Linked DNA regions of Mus musculus: all the other regions are linked to region 2. A link is a loop called in an ENCODE intact Hi-C map of the cell type or tissue named here. Cell type or tissue: gastrocnemius. All regions are shown on one strand.

Region 1 (8,000 bases), 84 kb before region 2:
ATTATTTTAAATGCCAGTGTTTATATAAATTAATAATAATGACAAATAGTAAACTAACCTCAAAAATGTTAACTTTTTTTGAGATTCAAATCTTTTTTTTAAAAAAGTGGAGTACATTCTACAAAACCATTATCACTTCTCCTCCCCTAGCCTCAGGGAACATCGCGGACCATGGGCGCTGAAGAGTGAGAGGATGATGAGGAATGCCACAGAACAAGACCATCCAGACACCACCCAGCTGCTACAATCGTGGTCACCTGACCCTTCAACAGGCCATCATGCACAGAGGTGGTCCCATGAGGACCCACCCTTCCTGTAGTGCTTCTGCCTGCTAATGGGTGTTGCTGGAAGGGTTATCATTTTGTGAATGGTGTGACTGGGGAACAGGCTGGCAAGAAGGGGTTCAGAGGGAAAGGAGGAGGTAGAACAGAGGGGAATGTGGGTGAATATAATCACAAATTGCTGTATTATGGATAAAACTGTGAGGAAAAAAAAGCTTAAATCTAAACATACAAGAAATACAAGCACATACACAAAAGGCATCTGTAGTTTTTTAAACTTAGTATTTGCAACTCTATATACAGTGCTATTCAATTTCCCACCCCACCTTTGGTCAAGTGGTCTTTAAAAATGTCCTGATACAATTTTTCTATGTACATGTTGAGGAGTCCCAATAAGTTAGTTGAAGAAAGTGTGTGTGTGTGTGTGTCCTCTTTAAAAAATAGACCTAAAGCTAAGTACAATTATCTTTTTTAAAAAATACAAATATAATTGAGGAAAATACGTAATAAAAAATATTTATAAAAAATACAAAATTTGCTTATTAAATGAATTATGAAACAGGAAAGAAATTATTTTCTCTGTTTCTTCTGGTATGCATTAAATGTATTACAGCTGCCATAAGTTGACACCTTGTAAGTCTCATTTTTTAAAAAGTACATGGGTCTTTATAACACTATCAACTATTCTCTATAAATAGCTTAAACATAATATGGAGGCAAATCCCTCCACAGAATTCAGAACATCAAGTATTAGTAATTGAACATGGTTCCTTTTCTACATTTTCCTACACTTCAAAGTTGCATGGAGATGAGGTATTTTCCCCAATTTTTAGAAAAGATTTAAATCTCAAAAAAAATTAACATTTTTTGTAATTAGTTTACTATTTGTCATTAATATTAGTTTAAAATAACTAATTTAAAATAACTCCAAAGTAAAAAGGGATTGTTTGAGTGTTTCAAAGACATCACTAAAGAACTTTTTCTTAAAATTAATTGTTCATAGACACATGCCTTTGGGCCAGAGCAGCCCAAGCACAAGATGGCTTGGTAAGGCAGTTTACCCAGCACCAGGGAGACAGGTCCTTCCTGCTGTCAGAGCATAGGATTATAAGCTTTGGCCTCAGACTCTCCTATCATGAATTGTAAGAACTTTCATAACCCTTAAAAGGTACATGAATGGTTCAAGAAACTATCATTAGTCACCTTGTAAAAACACTAAACAGCAAATATATCATCCTGAACTAATCAGATCTCAAAATGTTGTACACTGATAAGAAAACTGCTGCTCCCTTCAAAGTGTTTTTAAAAAGAAAAAAATTATATCCAAAATCATGTGTTTGCATCTGGCTAATCACAATTCCTTATCTGTCATCTGCTACCTATTGCACACAAATGCTCTTCCAAAGCAGAAAGAAATTTCATAAGTTTTTCCTGAGGGCAAAGACTGGGAGCTGCTCAGAAATCAACTCCCAACATATTTCTTACACAAAAATTAAAACAAGTGAACACAAGCACCCTGAATCCAGAGCCTCCTGCATGCTAAGCAAAGGCAACGGTGTTTTGTTTGCTAGTCCTGTATATGATAGTGCTAACCAGCACATTGTTAAAATAAACTTTTACATTTAAAAAAAAAAATCCTTCGGTATCTCCCACAAATCAACCAATTTTTTTTTTCAACACATGTTCCCAACAGGTTAACTGCTAGACAAGTAGCATATGAAAACCCTCATGGGAATTTTTCTTTATGGTCATGTCCACAGCAAATGAGAAACTGCATTCTAAAAGCCTTGGTAATGACCATTTCAACCAATTCTTAATTAAAGAGGTGTCTTGATGTCCTAGAAAATCCAAGAGTCAGGGAGAAACAAGGGGTACTTCCTGGATCTTGTTGGAGAAGTCCCAATTTACTCATTCTAAGGCCTTGGGAGATCCTCATGTGAAAAGCAGTTCTCAGATATTCATGTCGCTCTAAAAGCTTAAAACCTGGTCACTTTCCATACTTGCAGCACAGCATAGTAGTCGGTTAGGTTATAGACACAACTTTGAGGCAAAGAATTGTGGTTAATATTTCGACAAAAGTCCACCACTTTGAGGCAGCACAACTCCATTTCATAATGGAGTTCGCTCTGCTTGCTGGTCAAGGGTGACAAACTTTGCTGGATTTCTAGGATACCGCCATGCCACCGACTAGAGTAGTTAAAACACAAATTAGGCCTTGAAGTCTGAGGGAGCCCCCGCTTAGGGTGAAGCCAGGGAGCTGGAAGGCCAGGGGTCCCAGAGGTGGGTGCGGTGGGGTCACCTCTGGAGCTGAGCCCTCCAAATGTCCTAGGAGCCCCAAATCCAAAGCGCACGCCAGGGACCCAAACATTCCTCCCTTCATCACAAGCTGTTCCTGGGTCCCGCAGAGGAAACGCTGAACAATCTGGAGCCGGGCATAGGGCAGGAGTGGAAGGCTGACGGCTCAGGAGGCAGTTACAAGGGGGCCCAGGCCTAGGAGGCGACCACAATTGTCGCTTTTACCCTCAAACCAACCGCAGCCCTTCGGGCGAAAAGCCCTCCTCGGATGACCAGAGGAAGAAGAGCAGATGGGGCGCGAGGTCCTTACCCGCTGCAAGGCTGCCCACGGGCCGCCGCCGGCCGCTCCAGTACCAGAGGCCGGAGGCTGCTCCCCGGAACCCCAAGGAGGCTGCCATGCTGTCCCCCGCCCCGCCTCCGCGCCGTGACCTCCGCCGCCTCACACACGGCCTGTGAACTACGAGTGTGCGCAGCCGGGATGGCCCGCACCTCCGTAAGGACAGCTCGCGCACGCGCTCTCCTTGCTCGGCTTGGACTCCGCCCAGCGCGGGGCGGAGCACTGTGTTGAGAGGCGTGGCCGGAGTCGGGAACAGTCCAATCAGGATCCCGAAATCCATAGACGCCCTGCCTTGCCTCCGGCTCCTGCTGAATTTACAACCTTTGGGTGAGAGAATTCTTGTTTACCCAAAAGCTGAGGGGTGTGTGGGAGGCGGTGGCTGTCGCTCACTACCGCCTCCTCCGAGCACCTGCACTGAGCAACTGCCTCTTCACTGGGCTGCTAATTGTTTTTCTTCCTCCCAGACAAGAACCGCAGCTACTGCAGTATTAAAGGAAAGAGCAGAAATGTTGTGTTTCCTAGTATAGGGACTCATTTTTAACTTCAGTAATAAATACATGGACCTCCCAGGGTTAACATATATATTTTCAGCGTCTGTTGAAACACAATCACAGAATCTACCATGTGTGTAATAACTGAAATCTATGTGATATACAACTCAATGGTTTTTCCAGTCGTATTTGAAAAGTAGTAGGGAAGTAATTTAATAGCACTGTTCTCTTTGAAGAGTAGAATTTCTAGGAACTTACTGAGTTCCAAGAAATGCGTCAATGTTTAAAATTTTCTACAACCTGCATCTTTTGAACCCAAAATCTAATGGTACATTTAAACCCAGGAAGTAGTATATATGTATATTATAAAAACAGATATTTTGCTGATCTTTCCTTATTTGACTATTTGGTATATTTGGTGGCTTAAATAAGCATGGCCCCCATAGACTCATATGTTTGAGTGCTTGGCACATAGGAGGTGTGACTTTATTGGAGAAGGTGTGGCCTTGTTGGAGGAAAGGCATCACTGTGGAGACCAGCTTTGAGGTCTTACATATGCTCAAACGACAGCTAGTGTGGCACACAGTCCCCTTCTGCTGCTTTCAGATCAAGACCTAGAACTCTCAGCACCAACTCTAGCGCCACGTCTGCCTGGATGCTGCTATGTGCCCCACCATGATGACAATAGACTAGGTCACTGCAACTGTAAGCCAGCCCCAATTAAATGGTTTTGTTTTTATAAGAGTGGCCATGGTTATAGTGTCTTTTCACAGCAATGAAACCCTAAGTAAGACAGTATACATATTTGAATATCTGTTCCTTGAGGATAATCGCAAAGTATTCAATTTCCACTGGAGAATTTTTATCTTCAGTACACTAAAACAAGACTTGTAACCTTTGAAGAAAAGTAGGCCAAGAGGCAAGAATGGGGCTTGGGGGGTAGGGGGAGGGCAAGCAATAAGAAAACCAAGATGCCTACCTTCCATCCTCAAAAAAAAAAAAAAAAGCAAAACAAAACAAAATGACAAAAAACACCTGTGTTCGTCTTGTTTTAATTCATTTTCCTTGTGCTGCAGTCATCCTAAAAAGCAAAATCAAGGGATTCAAGTTTGACCTTTAAAAAGCAAAGTGCCTCTTCCTAGTCACCCACAGGGCTGATAAAAGGAAAACTAAGATTGTCAATTTTTTTTTTTTTTTTTTTTTGCAGGCTCAGGAGTTCTGGCATGGTATTAATGTTCCCAGGAACCCATACGGGAGTTCAAGGACCCATCTGGAGCTATAGGAAACCAATTCCCTTCTAAACAGTCCTCTGCCCCACCCTAAAAACAGAAAAGAAAGTCAGATGTAAAGAGAAAGTAAACAAAACAAGTATAAACAAACAAATAACATCGTAGCTACTGGATAGTCTTCGATTTGGTGCTTCCATCCCTAATAGGGCTAATTGGTTTCTGAAGTATTTCATGTCTCTCTATTCTGGTTTCTTTAGGTTTTACTGGAATGGATTTTCTGCAAGCAATAAATGTGTCCCTACAGGTTTCTATATTTAACTGCTGAAGTGCAGTCTGCTTCCCAGCTCTGCCGACCCCCACAGCAGAGCTGTTTACGACACGAGACAACACATCAATTCATCTCCGCGGCTCCTTGAGTTAATATCCCAGTCCTCCTGAGATTTTACGCCCAATCAGATTGCTTTTGTCATTTTTATTGTGAGCTACTGTTTTTGTTTCTCTGGGTTGTTTATGGGGCTCTTTTCTTGAAAATGAGTTATTTCTTACAAAAGGCCGACTCTTGTGAACACCATCCCCCTAGGAGTAGAAAGAATAAGGGACTGTGGGAGAGCAAGGGAAGCACCTCTTATGTGTGGTTTGGTTTAGTTTGCTTTGGTTTCACTCTGGCTATGGAACTCATCCAATATTGAAAGTTTGATTCTATTTGTTTCAGTGTCACAAAGGGCTAAGTCATAGTTTTAATTTATTCCCATATCCTGCAGACTATTGTCTCCTTCCAGAAGCGCTGACTTGCTTCACAAAGGATTTTCAAAGGTGGCTTTTCCTAAGTACTGCGACTTTGTTAAAATCCTTACGACTTGAAGGTTGTATTATATTTGAAAGGCAGTTTACTGTCTATGGTTAGACTTGCGGGGAGTTGAGGAGGCTAGGATTTAAGACAGGGATTGGCCTGGAACTTGCTATGTAAACTAGGATGGCCTGGAATTCCTAGAGATCCACCTGTATCTGCCTCCTGAGTGCTGGGCTTCAAGGTGTGCATCTCTGCACCCTGCCCATCCCATGACTCTTTACGTACCTAATATATCCCAGACCCAGAGCTGGAGGGACCAAATGAGAGAACCAGAAGAAGCCTTGTTAGGTCTCAACCCTGGGACAAATGGCTAGCTGAGGTGCTGAGGGGCCTTTTAACAGCAAAGCGGATTCTGGCTATCAAGTTCTTCCAGCATCTCTCAGTTCCTATTAGGGTCACCCTGGCTGGTATACCTAGCTCTCCACCTTAAAGTCTCCAGCCCAGGGACTGACTGGCTGGGCTGCCCTTCCAGCAGCTGCTCTTCCCTACATAACCCAACCATTCTGATTACACAGTCCTTTTACCTTTTGCCTCTCCCTTCTTTTCCCCTCTCCCCCTTGCTCCCCTCTTCCCCTCTCCCCTCCCCTCTCTCCTTTCTCTCCCCTCCTCTCTCCTCTCCCCTCTCCCCTCTCCTCCCCTCTCCCCTCTCCTCCCCCTCTTCCCCTTTGCTCTCTCCCCCCTCCCCTCTCCTCTCTCCTTACATGGCCCTGCTCAGTACACTGGTCATGTCCTCTCTGGACGCTCCCAGATGTCTCTGCCTCAGCCTTCTATCTGTAATAAAACCCTCCACCCCTACGAAGCAGTCATGTCCTCCTTTTATTTCTTTTCCTCGTTCATCCCTGAGTAAAGTTCTGAGAGGACATGTGCTGTTGATACGGGTACAGCCATGTCAAGGACCCTTAGCCTCAGCCCCATGGGAATGGCAAAGCCTTCCCAGGGTGAGACCAAGAGGGAAAAGACAAAGCCTTACTCTGAGGTCCAATTGTGGGTGTTAATAGTATGTCCAGAAATGTCCACCATAACTTTCTGCCCTGGATATTTATGGCCTGAAGACCTCACCCCAGTAAGACTGTTCCTGCTGAGATTAGATGTTAGCTAGACCCCATTTTCTTTTTTTTTTTTTTCTTTTTTAAAGATTTATTTATTTATTTTCTGTATATGAGTACACTGTAGATATACAGGTGGTTGTGAGCCATCATGTGGTTGCTGGGAATTGAACTCAGGACCTCTGCTCTCACTCCGGCCCTACTCTCTCCAGCCCCGATTGCTCCAGCCCAAAGATTTATTTATTGTTATATGTAAGTACTGTAGCTGTCTTCAGACACACCAGAAGAGGGCATCAGATCTCATCAATGATGGTTGTGAGCCACCATGTGCTTGCTTGGACTTGAACTCAGAACCTTCAGAAGAGCAGTCAGTGCTCTTAACCACTGAGCCATCTCTCCAGCCCTAGAAACATTTTCTTGATCCAGCTGTATATCATAAAAACTGCATCCTTGTTTATCTGTATGTAATAACCCTGCCTTCTGATTCAGCTGTATGCAATAGCCCTGCCTCTCTGTTCAACTCTCTACAATAAACACACTGAGCTTCTGGGGTGCTGCTGTTTCTCCATCTGAAAGCCCAGCCCACCTGATCCCTGCTTCTTCCACATGTGCCTTTGTCTCTGTCTTTTCTTCATTCTCTCACAGCCCCCAGTAGGGAATGTCCTTAGACTGAGAAAGGATTCACAACCAAATCTTGAAAATACCCAGAGTCACAGACAAAAAGTATTCAGTAAAACTCTTTTTTATTGTAAAACCTGAGACATGGGCAACTCAGCAAGACAGAGAGCATGTTAGGGTAGAAGATAGCTTACCACTTAACTGTAGACACACACATATACATGCACATATACACCACACACACACACACATACCACCCAGCCATAGACATATACACACACATACATACATACATACATATACACACTACCTAACTGCACATCCATATATACACACATACACTCCCACACCACATAGCTGTATATACACACACATCACAGACACTCACATACACCAAACAACTGTAGATATATACATGAACATACCCACCACCCAACTGTAGAAACACACACATACACCACACCACTTTAGAAACAGATACATAAACAAACACCCATACACATACACTCTTACACACACACATACACACACTACTCAACTGTAGATGCCCACACACACTTACATATACTACCCAATGGTAGATACACAGCACACACACAAACACTCACATCACTCAACTATAGAAACACACACACCACATACACTCACACACAAACATATGATCCAATTGCAAATACACATGCACCATCAAACTGTAGACACACATACATACCACATACTTACACATACACCACACGATTGTAAACATACACACTCACACATACACACCACACAACTGTAATACACACACCGTCCAACTGTAGACACATATACACACATACACACACTCCCACCACTCACACACTCAGTCACA
Region 2 (8,000 bases):
ACCTTAACTCCGTATATCCATCCACACTCCAAAGATTGGGTTGGTATATTCAAGGTAAGAGAACTTGAATATTTCTTCCACATGGATTCTTTTAATTTTATCTTTTCAGAAATTACATTTATTTATTTTGTGGCGTGTGTGTGTGTGTGTGTGTGTGTGTGTGTGTGCTGTGTGCATACCGTTTGTATCTAGTCAGAGGACAACTTGGAAGAGTTGGTTGTATCCTTTTATCATATAAGTCTTGGTGATTGAACTGCAGTCCTCATACTGGCAGCAGGCAGCTTTGCCTGAGGAGCTATCTTGACAACCTGAATATTTTCTTTAAACAGATTTGGATTTAACTTATACTAAACCTTGTCTTAAGAAACTACATTAAGATTCAGTTTTGTAAATATCACCATGAAATACTAAACACTGTGCAGTCATTTAAACACTGGGAACTTAATTCCACAGGTTTTCTTCTCTGTGATCAAAAGATCCAACTTGGGTTTTTTGCGAAAACTTTTAGAATATTCTCTGTGTGTGCACGAACTTGTGTTGTCTGTGCTGGGTATTGAATCCAGAGCTTCATGGGCAAGTGCTGTACAAGTGAGCTGTATCCTCAGCTCAGAATCTCTTAAAAAAAAACAAACCAAAAACTCCAAATTCTCTCCCATTTCACACTTAAAGGGGGAAAATAATCATTTTTAAAAGATTCTCAAATTGTATACTGTCTCTTCTTGTCGTTTGTGATTGATTTTGTACATCTCTGTAGCCATGCATTGCCTCTTTTGTTATGTACCTCTTAAATATTGCTCATATTGTTATTGTATTATTTTTAGGTCAATACTCTGTTTACTTGAGAGAACAGTAAATTCTTTGTGGGCTGGTTCATATAGTCACCAATCATTTTTCATATTATTTACTTGAAAATTACGTTTCAGTGGTTACTACTTTGGTATTCCCTATGCTGGAGGTTTTATGCAATTTTCAGGCTCTTCAGAATATAGTGGAGAACAGATACAGTTTCAAAAGGCTAGGGGAAAAGGTTTTGGGCTCTTTTCTGTTTATTATTGCATGAAAGAGTTACACTAGTCTAAGCTAAAAGTGGACCCTAAATGGTTGCATATACAAGCTGTGAGGTTTTTAAATCTGTGACAGAACAAGGGACGGAAGGGAGAATCTACTCATTGCAAGGAAATTCTCACTTGAGCTTCAGCGAGTCACAAGCACTTAAAACTTGGGAACCTTCAGCTGATTGTCCAGTCTCTGTCAGGAACTGGCATGTGTTCTTGAGAAGGTCATCCCTTCAGCTGAAGTACTCTCCATATTCTAGATGCACAATTAAAGTACCATTGCAGGCAAAATGTCTTAAATGCCTTTTCCTCTTAACATAATCATCCCTGAGGCTTTGGATCAGGGTCTTCCTGCCATTTCTCTGTTGAATTTGAATATGAAAATAATCCTCAGTGCCCATAGGAAGCAGGTCATTACCCTTACTTGAATCAGCAAAGGGGTTGAAAGAGTGGAGGATCTGGATAAGGCCAAATGTGTCATAATATTTATGTACATATTCATTGAATCAGTTCATTTAGTTAATTGAACCAGGTTCTTACTATAGGACATTTATGATGTAGCTAAAGCCTTAAATCTTTTTTCATTTTCTTCTTTCTTTTTTTCCCTCGGGGCAGAATCTTAACTGTGGCCAGACCTCACTGTGTAGCCCAGCTTATCTTGAATTTGTGAAACCCAAGGTGAATAACCCGAAGGGTCTCAATCACAAGTTCTGTTAACTAGCTCTCAGAACTCTGAGTTTGGTGTGCATGCTTGGGCACGCAAGAATCATAGGCCCTGCCCACAAAATGCCAAGGCTCAGAGTCTGTTATATTATTTTGGCTGCAATACAAGCTTAGGCTCCCAAACTTAGGTTTCTATGAAGACCCCATGGTGAAGTCCTCTGCCATTTGATGAGTCTTACATGCTGTTTCCACAAATAAACCTATTCTGCAGAGATAATAAACTAGTTAACTGCTGTGGATAGTAGATCTAAAACTGTTTGAATGTTTTGTTTCAAGCTTTTCTTATTTCTTAAAACATTTTGTTGGAAGAAGTGATTTAAGCCACCCATTATAGTATGATAAAGGTTTCCTCTGGCTTGTAATGTTTTGGCTGAGAAATCTGCAGGTAGTAGTCACCCTTGTATGGTGACTTTTTCCTTGCTGCTTAAAGACCTTTGGCAGCTTGATAATAATGCGTCTTGGTGTCTCCTTGGGCTTAGCCTAGTTAAGGTGCTTTGAGGTTGTTTTGTTTATAGAGACAGGGTTTTCTTATGTAGTCTAGGCTGCCCTTAAACTCTCTAAAGCCTCGGTTTACCTGACTCTTCCAAAATCTGGGACTCTAGACATAGAGCACCATGTTTAGCTATTTTTAATTTTTGTACTTTGTCCATTTTCTTTTTCATACCTAGTAAGTTTCAGCTGCTACTTTTAGAAATATGCTCTAAGGCGGTCTGTTTCTTTCTAGAGTCTTCAGCCTTTGATGGCTATATTTTATTTCCTTTTTTTTACCTTACATCTTGTCTTTTACTACTACCCAGGCTGGCTTTGACTTCACAGTCCTTTCTCAGCCTCATGAGTAATGGATTAAAGATGTGCACCACTACTCTGTTTATATTGTTTTTATTGATAGGTTCTTTTATGTTCAACCCCCTTTTTCATACCCTTTTGTATTCCCTGACTCAGCTATTAATATTAAAATTTAAAATTGCATTTAGTTAATTTTCTGTGGACATGTGTATTAGTGCCTGTCTCTCTGTGTGTGTGTATGTACATGTGTGTGTCCAGGTCAAGAGGACAATTTTCAGGAGTCAGTTCTTGTCTTCCTACCATGTGGGTTCCAGTGATTGAACTTGGGTTGTCAGGCGTGGTGGAAAAGCCTTTTATCCATTGAGTTTACACACATGCTCACCCCCGCCCCCCTCAAGCTCTGAAACCCAGGTAGGAGGCCTCAGACTTGCTGGTAGTCAGTGTCTGGCCGAGTTTGCAGAATCTTTATTCTGCTTTAGTCGTTTAGATTTCCTTTTGTGAATTTTTCAGTTCACTTATTGTATTCTTCATCTCCAGAGTAGATGGCTATTTTTTTGTTTGCTTCATTATTTTTGTATAGTTGATTATTGGAGTACATTGAATTTAATTAAAAGTATTATTTTGGATTGTTGGTCAGATAATTTATTGAACTCTGTTTCTTTTAGCTTAATGATGTTTCTTTTATTTTCTTCCTTTGGATCTTCTGTTCTTCAGAAGAATTTTTCCATTTTGTGATTTCCACAAAGCAGCATCCTCTTTGACTCATTTCAGATTTGTTTGTACTGGAAAGAAGTTCACCATATACCCTGCCCAAAGATTCTCTGGATCCCCCTTCAATCTTTCACTGAGATATGTTATGTTGTAGCTCTTTTGTGTAATTTCCCAACCTTAAAATATTGCTTGTTTCCGGAGTTTGTACTCTTTCTCCCTCTTGTGTCTGTCTGTGGTACTGCATGCCCTCAGTTGGAATCGGATGTTGAACAATCAGTCCTTTTTTTCCCCAGTGCCTAGGCACCCAAATCGTCCTGGTTTTGTTGCTGTCAACTCAGGTGAGGCAGAAACCTGTGCAGTCCATCTAAAAGTCTGTATGCGAGGTCCATGTCCGGCTCTTCCTGACTGCCGGCAGGAGTGAAGCTGCACAGCCTGCAGAGTTGAGCCTACTGAGGGGAAAGCCTTGTGGTTGTTAGAAAACAATGCCTCTTTTAGCTCACCTGGAGTACTTGTTTTTGTAATGGGTTTTTGGAGTTCTTCCAAAGGATTTTCTGGATTGTGCACTGTGAAATCGCTGACTGCCTGGGAGCAGAGCGTGGGCTGTGAGACTCTTTATTTTATCTTCTCCACATTTCTCCAATTTCACTTTCACTTACTTGGCAGAAGACTCTTTCAGACATTTTGTAATTTTCACAATGTAGCCAAAGGAAAGCCTTTTCTTTTATTCCTGGTTTTTTCCCCTCTTGTCTTTTTATCAAGTGTGCATCTAGGGAACTAGTGCCAGTGTTGGAGGGAAAGAGGTAGAGTTTCAGAACGTGTGAAAGGGTATCTTCTGTTCTGCTAGGAAATGAATAAGAGTACTAGTGGCTAAGAGCTTCGTAAGCTCAAATTCTATTAGCTCTCACTAATGGCACACATCTTCAATCTTGTTTTGGTTGTTAATGGTGGCTAATCAAAATTGTAGGACATGGGGCTGCTAAAGATAGCTCAGAAAGTAATATCAGGGCAGGCAGCTGGAGTGCCCAGAGGGCAGAGTACTGACTCCCAGATGTTGTCTTGTGGTATGTCTGAACCAGCACATGTGTACACAACATACACACACACACACACGAATTTAGCAAAACCATAGAACATATCATCTAAGACTGTGACTTTCTAATAGTCAATATTTAGCACAGTCTATTTTGTTTAGAAAACACAGTTTGAGATCTGTAATGTCTATATTTGAGTTGAAAATATTACATATATTTTAATTTTTATTATTGTATATTGTATATGGTACTGGGTTTTTTAAGGATCTTTCTCATATGAGTTCATTCAGTATGCTTTGAACATCTTCCCTAGAATACATCTAAGATGAAAATATGTTAATCTCTTAGAATGTAAATACTCTCCTCACCCAAGATATACAAATTGCTTTCAGACAGAACTTGCCAAAGATGAGAGATTAGTGATTTAAGTTACAGGAGAGTACTTACTAAAACAATGCAAGAGCCCCTCCGCCCCCCTCCCCCCCAAAAAACCCAGACCCTAAGTATGAGGTATAAAACATTAAGTTATTAAAAAGTACATAATAGAGGGGCTAGGAAGCTGGCTTAATCAGTAAATTGCTATAAGGACTTGAATTTGAATCTCCAGCACCCATGTTATAAAGCTGGGCCTACATGTCTGTAATCCTGACATTGAGCAGGCAGGCAGAGAAAGAAGGATCTGTAGTGTTTGCTGGCCACCTAATCCAGCCACATCAGTGAGCTTCAGGGTCAGTGAGAGACCCTGCCTCATAACAAGGTGGAGAGCAATTGAGGAAGACACTCAACATTGACCTTTGGCCTCTCATAATCTTGAATCTGTGCACACAAAAATCCACAGGGTATAGTAGCATAATAATTTTAAATAAACCAGAAGATTTTGTATTTGATCATGTGTGTGTTTCCATTGTCTTGGAGAAATTAGGTAGCACTTTGAATATATAGTAGAGACTTCATTCAGTTTACATAAATTACTATAACTTTTGGTCACAGTTTAATCATAATTAGACATGCCTAATGTATTAGGGTTTTACTGCTGTGAACAGATACCATGACCAAGGCAAGTCTTATAAAAAACAACATTTAATTGGGGCTGGCTTGCAGGTTCAGAGGTTCAGTCCATTATCATCAAGGTGAGAGCATGGCAGTATCTAGGCAGGCATGGCACAGGCAGAGCTGAGAGTTCTACATCTTCATCCAAAGGCTGCTAGTGGAAGACTGACTTCCAGGCAACTAGAGTGAGGCTCTTATACCCACACCCACAGTGACACACCTACTCCAACCAGGTCACACCTATTCCAACAAGGCCACACCTCCAAATGGTGCTATTCCCTGGTCTAAGAATATACAAACCATCACACCTCATAACTCAAGATTTTAAAATTTTAAGTGCATATTTTAACTTTAGGGTGTAATTAAAATGTTGTATCTAGCTAGTATTAAGGTAATTAGTTATATTCTTTCTTAAATTTTTCTCCTTTAGGTTGGATGGAGTACTGCTCGTGACTATTACACATTTTTATGGTCTCCTATGCCTGAACATTATGTGGAAGGATCAACAGTCAATTGTGTACTAGCATTTCAAGGTGAGAATTAGAAACTGAAGGACTTGATCAAGCCAGCAGCCTCTGTTGTAGTTCTCTGTTTCAGAGTGTTTAGATGAGTCTTTGTTGAGTGAAAGTCAGATGACTGTAAATGCCATGTGTAGGGCACAAGGGGTTTTCATAGCTACTCAGAACACTGCTTTTTTTAAATGAAGCAAACTTGGAGTTTCTTAAGAAAAGGTTGTGTTGCAGGTTTAAATGTAAGCATTAACAAGGGAAGGGAGACAAGTAGGAGGACAGAAGTACATATCCTCACACACAAGCTAAGGATTGATTGCATGTATAGGAAAGGAATATCAACCAATGATGAAGTTGAGGTTGCCACAATATTCATTCATTTGTATGTTCAGAAGACCCTTTCATTTATGCCAGTTTTGATTTGTCCCTTATAAGGGACAAACTGTAATGTGCACTTGTTTCAGGGGCATTGTTTTCCTCTTTCTGGCTCCTTTGGGATTATTTGTGGAAATGTATAACCGTGGATTTAAGAAGACCATTGGGTTTACTAGGAATACACACTGGGAAATAGTAACTGAGAGATTTTCATCATGGGTCCCCTGGCCAGAGTTTATATCTGGATAGGAGTAAAATGTATTATTGTGCTGTGATTGCACTTTAGTCTAACTGTAGATAATGAACTTGTACTATGTGTGTCTCAAAAGATAGAATAAAGGAATACTGTCTTGCTTTTCTTTTGCTGTAATAAGACATTGTGAGCAAGACAACGTATAGAGGAAAGAATTTATTGGGGGTTTACAGTTATTGGTGGACACTGTAGTAGCACTGCAGTAGCTTCTAGAGACAATCTCAAGGCAAAGAGTTAACTGGGAATGACTGGGCCTTTGAAGGATTGTATGTTTAAGACCGTGTCTCAACATCAACTCTTTTGAGAGGTGGATAGTTCAGTGGTAAAGCTTAGCTCAAGTGAGGCCATGGGTTCAATCTTCAGTACCCCCCTAGCCTCCGCACCCCCAAAGGCATGTGCATTGTACGTAGTAATATTGAGTATAGAATTGATGGGTTTTTAAGTAAAACCATTCTGTGTGGATATTTAAAGAAGTGAAGATTGATTTTAGTTAGGACAGTCCAGCAAAATTAAAAAGAGAGGGTAACAAACTGGAGAAGAAGAAACTAAACATTGAACATAATTAGTTTTCATATGGTAGCCAATGTTATAAATAGCTATAGCGCCTAAGTGGCTTAGATGGCTTCATTCATATGTTAAATAGAGCTCTGTAGTTGCAAATCTTACAGAGTTTTCTTGTGCTGTACCAATGGTCTCATCCTCTTTGCCTTTACACAGTTCACATATATAACATATTTTTGTAGTTAATATTTCTTTTTACATACAGCGAATGTCCAATTGGAGGAAATATTTCTTAAATCATGTATTTCCCAGTCCTACTCCCTGTCCTTAGATTTTTATTAGGTCTTCCCTTATTTCTCCTCCATTAATCTTCTTACTCCTTGTAAAGTACAAACTTGCCTCTCTTTGAGTTGATTTTGCCATAGTTAAGATGCAGGGGGAGAGGCTCGAGAGATGACTCAGTGGTTAAGAACACTGTCTGTTCTTGCAGAGGACCTAGGTTCCATCTCCAGTGTGCTTGTGGCAACTCATTATTATCCGTTTAATTCCAGACCACATGGATCTGATGCCTCTTTCTATTCTCTGCAGGTACCACCAATGCAGGTGGTGCACAGGCATACACACAGACAAAACACATATAAATAAAAAAATTAATAAAGATAAAGGGGGAATTCATATATATGTTTATATCTAAGAGAGACAACTTTGGGCTATGTTTGAGAAGAAAGTATAACTTGGACTGATAAATTTGTGAACAATAGGAAAGACTCATTCTAGATATGTTCAGAATAATAGTATGGAGGAAGGAAAGTATTATTAATAAATTAGCATTTTAAAGTAGCAAGCTTAATAATTTTTGTTACCCACCTCTTAGGATATTACCTTCCAAATGATGATGGAGAATTTTATCAGTTCTGTTACGTCACCCATAAGGGTGAAATTCGTGGAGCAAGTACTCCTTTCCAGTTCCGAGCTGCTTCTCCAGTTGAAGAGCTGCTCACTATGG
Region 3 (8,000 bases), 190 kb after region 2:
CCCCGCCTTTCATCTTCCCTAGCATCTTAGAGGCCAGTAGGAGCTCACATCAAGTCATTTGCATACTGCTTTCTTACATTTTCTAGCCTCCTCAGGAGTTAAAAACATACTGGAACCTGGAGATTTGGGGGAAAGGAAGGATCAGAGGACTGGTCAATCCCTAAACTGAATTCAAGCTCCTGGAATAGTAGGGCATTCATAGCTGCCCACACACTCCTGAGGTTGGCTATTTTTGCTTTGCTGTTTCAATGCCAACACCAAGTAGTGTGTATGGAAGTCAGCCTTCTCCCAACACCTTTACCCTGGCACTCACTTAGACCAAAGGAGAGAGGACGGCAGAGAGGAGCCATTGAACATTATTTTCAAGGTCAAGACACAAACACCAAAGCTTACTGGTTTGCTTTCATCTCACATACCTGCTGGCTGCCCTTGCTCTTGAACATGTCATTACCTCATTTTCTATTGTTCTCCTTTCTCCTGCAATGGACTCAAACCTTCCCCCTTCCCCAACAAGCCCATTAAAGTCCTAAGTGAAGCCCCAAGGGGGATCTGCTTTTTTCTGCATCGTTCACTGTCTCATTCAAACACAGTTTATTAAACATTTACTATGTCACAAACTCTTCCAAGTACTAGAAATATAGCAGTGAACTGAAAGGAGAAAAATCCCTTCTAAGGGGTGGGGAGTGGGACTTACACATCATGGGCAGGAAAGAGGTTCATGGGGACCAATGTAAATATATTTTCTTGTACACAGTATGTCAGGTGGGACCTTCTAGAAAGAAAAGAGAACACAAGAAGGGGATACGGAGACATAGGATCTTCTCCTGGTACCTGGCATCATATGCTAATTCATTTAATGTGTCCATGCTGCCTCCTCAGCTGGGTATTTCATTCTTTCTCCAAGGGCAGAGCTATTCGCGAGTTCTTTCAGCACAGACTTACGAACACAGAAGGTGATCTACCAGTTCTGTTGTATGACAGAAATTACATAATTATCGGAGCTGATTGACACTTTAGAACGGCAGACCTCTGCAGGGTCAGAGAGATGGATCACTGTCCACGGGAGCGTGCTTGGTGAGCTGTTCCAGTGCCTCCCCCATCAATCTATCACAGCTGTGTCCTGGGCACTGGCTGTAGCCCCGGCCAGATGTGGTAACATAGCCGGGGCTGAGGCTTGGGCGTTGCCTGAGTGTGTCCCTGGGGGAGGCGTGGTCCTTGGGATTGGGAAGTGTTGTATGATTGTAAGAGGTAGTGCCTCGCTCGTGGAAGCCTGTCTTGTCACCATTGCGTTATCCACCCAAGGAATGAAGACCTTTCTTTCAGGGCCTTGACTCAGTTTTCCAGAGATTGAGGTGACTCCACAATGTTCTCTGGCTTTGTATCTTGAGATTTGATCTCTTCCTTTCACACACTCAGGAACATACCATCTACCTTCACTGTCCCACCAGAACTCAGCTAACACTCACTGGCACCATGCCCTTGGGCATCCAGAATTGTGAGTTCAAGAAACCTCTTTCTTTATAAAGTTACCCAGATTCAAGTAATTTTATTACAGGGACAGAAAGCCAGTTAACATAGTCCATGTATCCTAGACTTACAACATGGGCATTTTGGTAAAAAAGGTCACCACAAGATATGTGGTCATTTGTTTGAAAGAAACAAGCTAAGGGATGAAAAGGAGAGTGGGTGAAGTGATTGGGAGGAGGCGGTAGGGTGGGAAAGGTCCTTCTGAGGAGGCAATGGTCCAGCCATAACCTAAAAGTCAAGAAGGAGCCAGCCGGGCAAAGGTGAGAAAGGACTGGGCTGGGGCCAAGGACAGGGCAAAGGCCTAAGGATAAAAACATGCTGTGTGCAAAGAACCATGACCCAAGGCCAAGGCTGAGAGAGGGGCACTGGTTCTCACAGGCTCGGGGTTAGGGAGTGAGTATTAATTACTCCAGGCAGTGAGAAGCCACAGGTGCTACTTTGCATGAGAGAATGAGATTTACATTTCAAGATCACTCTAACAAGACAGCTTCCAAGTCAGTGACTACATGCTACAGTTAGGCCTGCTACCCTAGCACAAGGATTAAAAACTGTATAGTCACCCTACACATAACCCACTATAACTATTGGGATTCTATTACCATTGATAGTCTCTGAGTCAGTCAATCTCTAAACCAGCAAGAGATGGATTCAATATATTTGACAGGGTAATATTAAGGCTACCCTGCATCTTAATTACAGTACAATTCTAGTAAGGAAGAAGAGAAAATTCAATAAATCTCTCTCCATGATGTCTCCTCTGTTTCATAGCCATGGTCCTGTTGGAATGTGCCTTGATGGGGATAAAAAGGGCTAGTTATGGATGGTGGTCCTGAGATACTGAGAGTCTTATTCTCAAAGAGGCGTGCCCGCGTTCCCTTGGCAGGCTCCAGCTTATGTAATGTTTCCCTAACCTCTCCTTCCCTGTCTTGTTTTCACATGTCCAGTCATCCTTGTGGCTCCTCTACAGATGCCCGCCAAGTTCCTCACACAGACACACTACTTTAAAAGTTATATTCCAGAAGCCTCTGCTAGGCTCCCTCCTGAATCTTTCCAGAAGCTTCCATGTGCTCTCTGCCTCTACACCAGACACTGGAAATCCTAAAAGGATCACACAAACCAAGATCTACCATCCGTCTTGCTTTTACCTGTCCTCTTGGTCAAGCCATCTAAAGAAAAGAATACACACTCTTGCCACTGCTGTACCCCCCGGGCATGAGGGTGGCCACTTCTGTGGGCTTGGATTATATCCTGTCCTCACGTTTCATATCCTAATCACAGAAAATCAGGGGAGGGGTTACCTTAGCAACACCCACTCAATAGATTTCAGGTTGATCTAAGGAACAGCTAGCTCTAGGAGAGCTGCAGCTAGAGCTTGCATAGAGCCTTCCCCTGTGTGGGCAGTCCCCCCAGCCAACCCTCCCACCGCCCTCATTAACTTGTATGTCAATGTCCTACCCCCGCACCCGCAATGCACCATGGACTTTAGTCTCTCATGGGAAGAGAATGAATAAGTTGGTGTAACATTCGTAATGTGGTCCCTGTGCTATAGCCAGAACTCTTGTTCAACAAACGTTTGAGCAAATGCTTGATTGGATTTGTGTGTGTCTGTCTGAAGCATGGTCTTACTTTATAGTGAAGGTTGATCTAGAACTCATCATGTACACCAGGTTGGGCCTGAGTTTGCAGCAGTCTGCCTGAGTGCTGCAATTATAGGTGTGAGCCCAGCTCTGGGATGGAGTCTTAAGGCTCCCGTGGTTTGTTTTCTGATATGGACATCTGAACAACAATGACATGGCTTCTTTCCCCACCAGCTTTTTGGAAAAACAGACTCAAGTCCAAATCCAGGCTCTGCTGCTACTTTGTTAGTTGACTGTGGGAAGGAGGCTGACGGTGGGTTCATCCTTCCACAGTAAAGAGCTGTTCTAATCTGCCTAACACTTCGAGAGGAAATGACCTTCTGGATGCTGCCCATGAAGCCTCTGCAAGTACATAGTCTTTCCCTCAGGTGCCATGCCCACCTTTGCTTGGCGAGTATGTTTCAGGTTTCTTTTCCTATGGGTTAAGCTAGAAAAAAAGGAAGAGGAGGAGGGCACACTGTGGATGGGGCAAGGCTAGTAATTGTTAGCAGATATCATTTTCTCCCATCCCATCAAAACCTTTTTTGGGAAGAGATTAAACTATGCTATAATTCATATAATTTTGTGAAAACTTGAATACATATGTTGATATAGAATTGACATAGGAGGACTCAGGGTTATGTGTGGTATAAGTAAGAACTAGGAAAGTAGTTTAATTTGGAGAGTGTAGGAAAAGCTTGCTGTGGAGCTACATGACAAGTGTGCAGGGACACGTGGCACATAGCTAATGCTGTAGTGTGCAAGGCCCTGGCAGGAGAGCCAATAACTGGGCTTCTCAGGAGTTAGAACCAGAGGCACACTTTTAATTCTGACATCCAGACTGGTGCCATAGTGACACCTTGTGGCCACAGGCTTCATGACATTGACATGCATGTATAACTACTTTTTAACTTTAAGGCATGGAAACACAAACGTTTTCTTAACCACAAGTTCACTGTTTCCCACCAGGAGATAAGAATCAAGAGAATCTGGTCACAGCTTGCTGGTGACACTCGTTCCAACAGAGGACTCTTAGTGACAGTTTTCAAGCAGTTGCAGCTCTCCGCTGAACACTTACCTGGCACCTGAGACTTGGGCAGGAGTTACTAAAGCTTGTTGGTTGTTTTAAAACTGCACCTGGGGCCCCCGAGTACCAGTCAACCCTGCCCCCTCATGAATTCTAAGAGCAGTAAGGAGGAAATAAAGAAAAACCTAACATGAGTCTTTGGAATTTCAAAATTAAATTTCTTTATACAACCATACCCTGGGGCTCCACAGTGATGGAAGCGGGCCAGCAATCACCGTCCTGCAGGATCCCATATGATGCTGAGCACTGGCTGTACTCGAAGCACTCGTGGGATCCTGGTGGACTCTGGATGGCTCATGCCAACAGGAACGAACGGCCCCAGCATCACAAAGCAAAGAACTAGAGGGCAGCTGACTTGAGAGGGGACCCAGAAAGGCTCCAATGTAGTGGATGGCAGTTGGTCTTTAGTACAACAGTTTGAGGCCTGTGAGGGCAAAGCTACCTACCTCTGGAGTCAGACAAGACAGGATTTGATTTATATGCCATAACCATCTGAGAATCTTCAAACCCTTCCTCCTTTGAAACCAGGGCTTCTATTGTGGTTGTGAGGAATGAATGAAGTTGTTGGAGAGTCAGAACATACGACGAACACAGACATGGTAGTGATGGTAGCTATTAGTTAGAGAGCGGGGGCAGTGCAGAGACAGGGAAGGCCACTGCCTCGGATGACCTTAGGAGCATGTGTACAGTGGACACGGGAATGCCTGGAGAGCACATGGAGCGCTGGGCTCATCCAGCAACCCCTGAGCTCCCACAGCCCGTGGTCTCAAACCGCAAATCGGCTGCCACCAACACACTGGTTTATTGTTGTTTTTGGTTTTAAACTGTTACACTTATTTTGCTGCTTAAAAAATATCTACTTAAAAAGTAGGAAATCTAGAAAACTATGAGAAACAAGGACCCTACAATGAACGGTCCAAAAGTTCAGTCTGTGCACTTTGCTGTACACTTCTTTCTAGTCTTCTCTAGTATTTTTTAAAAAATGGCACCAGGATTCATACTGTAAATAATTATAACCTAAAGGTTTCTTTCCATATTTTACCATTCATAAAACACTTCCTAATTCTTGGTTAGTACAAAGCTATGTCTGACACTTAGGAGGACTTGAAGGCTATGAGCTGAAGCCCCTCTTCTGCAGAAACATGATTTAGCAGATGACATATGACAAAGGAGTCGTAGATACAGGGTAAAAGCAGAGACAGAGGCAGTTCACACAAAGATGTCCGTCCCCAAGGGGCTCACCTTAGGCAAGGCCCCCACAACGCCAAACAGACTTGAGAGGATCTCCTGAGTGGATCTCTGAGAACAGCAGAGATTTCACGGCACTACAGCTCTGTAATCACGGCACTACATGTCTGTAGATCACGGCACTACATGTCTGTAGATCATGGCACTACAGCTCTGTAGATCATGGCACTACAGCTCTGTAATCACGGCACTACAGCTCTGTAGGTCACTACCAGCTCATTTCCTCTTTCTCAGTGTACATAATGGCAGGCATACCACGGTCACCACCACTGCTAAACCTTTACAATTATGGATCAAACTGAGTTTCTACAAAAGTTCTTTTCAAAATATCACAAATAAGCATAGGAAATTCAGAGAAAATTTCCACTTATGTTTTAGGTCACTAAAAAACTGGGCTTTAGGTGAAAATCTTAAAACAATTCCTAATAATTAGAAGTGAATTCTGAAATTCCATATTCCTGGTATCTTAATAATGTGTAATATAAAACTTAGTAAGCGTGTGCTCCATGTATGATTATGAAGACTGGGATCATTTATTCCTGGGGAAAGCATTTCCTGATTAGCCTCTGCGATGGGCTGAAGTGTTGTCCCCAAAGGTTTATGAGGCTTAGTCCTGTCATGGTGATGGGAGGTGTCAGAACCTTGAGGAGGTGGCTCGCGCTTGCAGGTGTTAGGTTAATGAGGTTTGGACTTCAGTCCTCAGGAGAGCAGGCTTTGACAAAAGACACCATCCCATGAGCTTGTGCTTTCGGTATTGTCCTCTTCCTCCTTCTCTCCATGTACGGCATAGCCAAGGGGACTACTGACAGAGGCTAAAACCAGGCTTGCTCAATCTTGAACTTTCAGTTCTCAAAAAAACTAAACAAACTTCTTATAAAGTTCCAGCCTCAGGTATTTGCTTGGAACAACAATATGAACTAACCAGTACACCCAGAGCTCGTGTCTCTAGCTGCATATGTAGCAGAAGATGGCCTAGTCGGCCATCACTGGGAAGAGAGGCCCATTGGTATTGCAAACTTTATATGCCTCAGTACAGGGGAATGCCAGGGCCAAGAAGTGGGAGTGAGTGGATAGGGGAGCAGGGTGGAGGGAGGGTATAGGGAACTTTCGGGATAGCATTTGAAATGTAAATAAAGAAAATATCTAATAAAAAAAGAATCAAAAAAGAAAGAAAGAAGGAAAGAAAGAAAGAGAGAAAGAGAGAAAGAAAGGAAGAAAATAAAGCTGTGTTCATCATGAGCTCCTTTAGGAAGTACCAAACAACGCTTTTGAAGTGGATGATACAGACTGACCAGGTGCTGGGGAGGACAGGCAAAGTGAACCAGGTAGTTTTCCTGTTCTGTGAGGAGTAGGGCGAGACTGATCAGCAGCGGACAGTGGCCACCCTATGTGATTAATGTTACAGACAGATTAAGTACATGAAGTGACAGACACTACTGACAAATGCCACACTAAAGGATGCGTACTATGCCAACCAAGATCTGCAGAATTAGGAAAGTCTTTTCATAGAGATGGCATTTAAGTTTTTCTACTTAAAGAAGAGTTAAGCAATCCCATAAAAGAGGGGTCCAAGAAGCGGAAACAGCATGGTAGGGATTCTAGAGCAACAGAGAAACTGCTGCTGGAAAAATTGGCAAAAACACACTGAGAACAGTCCCGTCAGAGGGAGGGCAGGGGGCCTGGTGAAAGAATGGACTGTGATCCAACATACATCGGGACCTACGTGTGCACTGGTGTGCTCACTCAGGCTTCGCCTACCAGCGCGCCCCGTTTTATGGCTGATGAAACTGAGGCAGGAGAGGATATGAGCTGGTGAAAAATTAGCCCAGACTTCCCAACAGAAGGAAAAGGTGGCATTTGCATTATTGGAGAAACACTATTGCTATCATGTAAAGAGGCTCTAAAAGGTCCCGAGAAGTTAGGGAAAGGTAGGAGGTAGTGGTCAAAGTTCCCTATTTCCTGAACAACTGCTGCCTAAAGCATCTACCTGAACCACAGGGAATCAGTGACTCTAGCAACAGCCCCAACACTTCTCTTGGCCAGAAAACCATGGCAGCAATGGTGTTATCCCATATCACCTTCCTATAATCACTGCCTTGACTTCATCTCTCAAGAATCACGAGTGCTTGATACTTCAGATGCCCAGGGATGTTTTTGTTTGACCTCCTTTCCTGGCTCTTGGGGGGGGGGTACCTAATTCATCATTTCTTTGTTAAAGAAATGCCATTTACTAGTGATGCTGTTGTAAGACATTAGTTCTCATTCTTAATCCACTTAACATTATTTTCCCCTTAGAGCTCTGAGTAATAGAAGCATCTTAGTCTATCTAACAGGTTTTGTTCAGCAATACTATGCCAAAATCTTTACAAGAATCACTATAAGAAAAAGATGTGGGGGATTCTCAATAATCAGACAAGAAACCTGGAAAAAGCCAACTGGCCTGTCTTACCCTACATGGCTAAGTTTCAAACCCAAGCCTGACTTTAAGTCCAGATCTGTACTACTTTCTCGATGTACAAACA

The links. Hi-C counts contacts between places; a loop is a spot of excess contacts. Peaks named below come from ENCODE experiments on the same cell type or tissue, not always from the same donor. Only the 100,000 strongest peaks of a DNase experiment are listed, where the experiment ranks them.
Region 1: a loop joins it to region 2, with 3 times the contacts of the local background. A loop is called at or near these places in 16 of 42 quality-filtered maps.
Region 3: it touches region 2 in a loop (2.1-fold over the local background); 9 of 42 quality-filtered maps call a loop at or near these places.

What each region holds. Positions count from the first base shown.
Region 1 is chr6:52,637,275-52,645,274 of GRCm38, forward strand. It overlaps Hibadh (3-hydroxyisobutyrate dehydrogenase), which reads right to left and starts at 3,026. Exons shown (of 8, transcript NM_145567.1): 1 at 2,887-3,026. The coding sequence starts at 2,974. It overlaps LOC115490472 (a small nucleolar RNA gene), which reads right to left and starts at 2,081; the gene lies at 1,960-2,081. In gastrocnemius, CTCF peaks have their summits at 2,381 and 3,298; DNase peaks (open chromatin) are centred at 2,637 and 3,110; H3K4me3 peaks cover 2,452 bases; H3K27ac peaks cover 2,995 bases.
Region 2 is chr6:52,721,413-52,729,412 of GRCm38, forward strand. Tax1bp1 (Tax1 (human T cell leukemia virus type I) binding protein 1) reads left to right here. Exons shown (of 18, transcript NM_025816.3): 2 at 1-54; 3 at 5,787-5,889; 4 at 7,869-8,000. Among named protein-coding and RNA genes, the nearest start is that of Tax1bp1, 12 kb to the left of the region's middle. In gastrocnemius, no CTCF peak of the experiment used is centred here; a DNase peak (open chromatin) is centred at 3,522; H3K4me3 peaks cover 228 bases; H3K27ac peaks cover 291 bases.
Region 3 is chr6:52,915,230-52,923,229 of GRCm38, forward strand. The region is part of intron 1 of Jazf1 (JAZF zinc finger 1); the gene reads right to left. Among named protein-coding and RNA genes, the nearest start is that of Gm52903, 53 kb to the left of the region's middle. In gastrocnemius, no CTCF peak of the experiment used is centred here; DNase peaks (open chromatin) are centred at 3,982 and 4,438.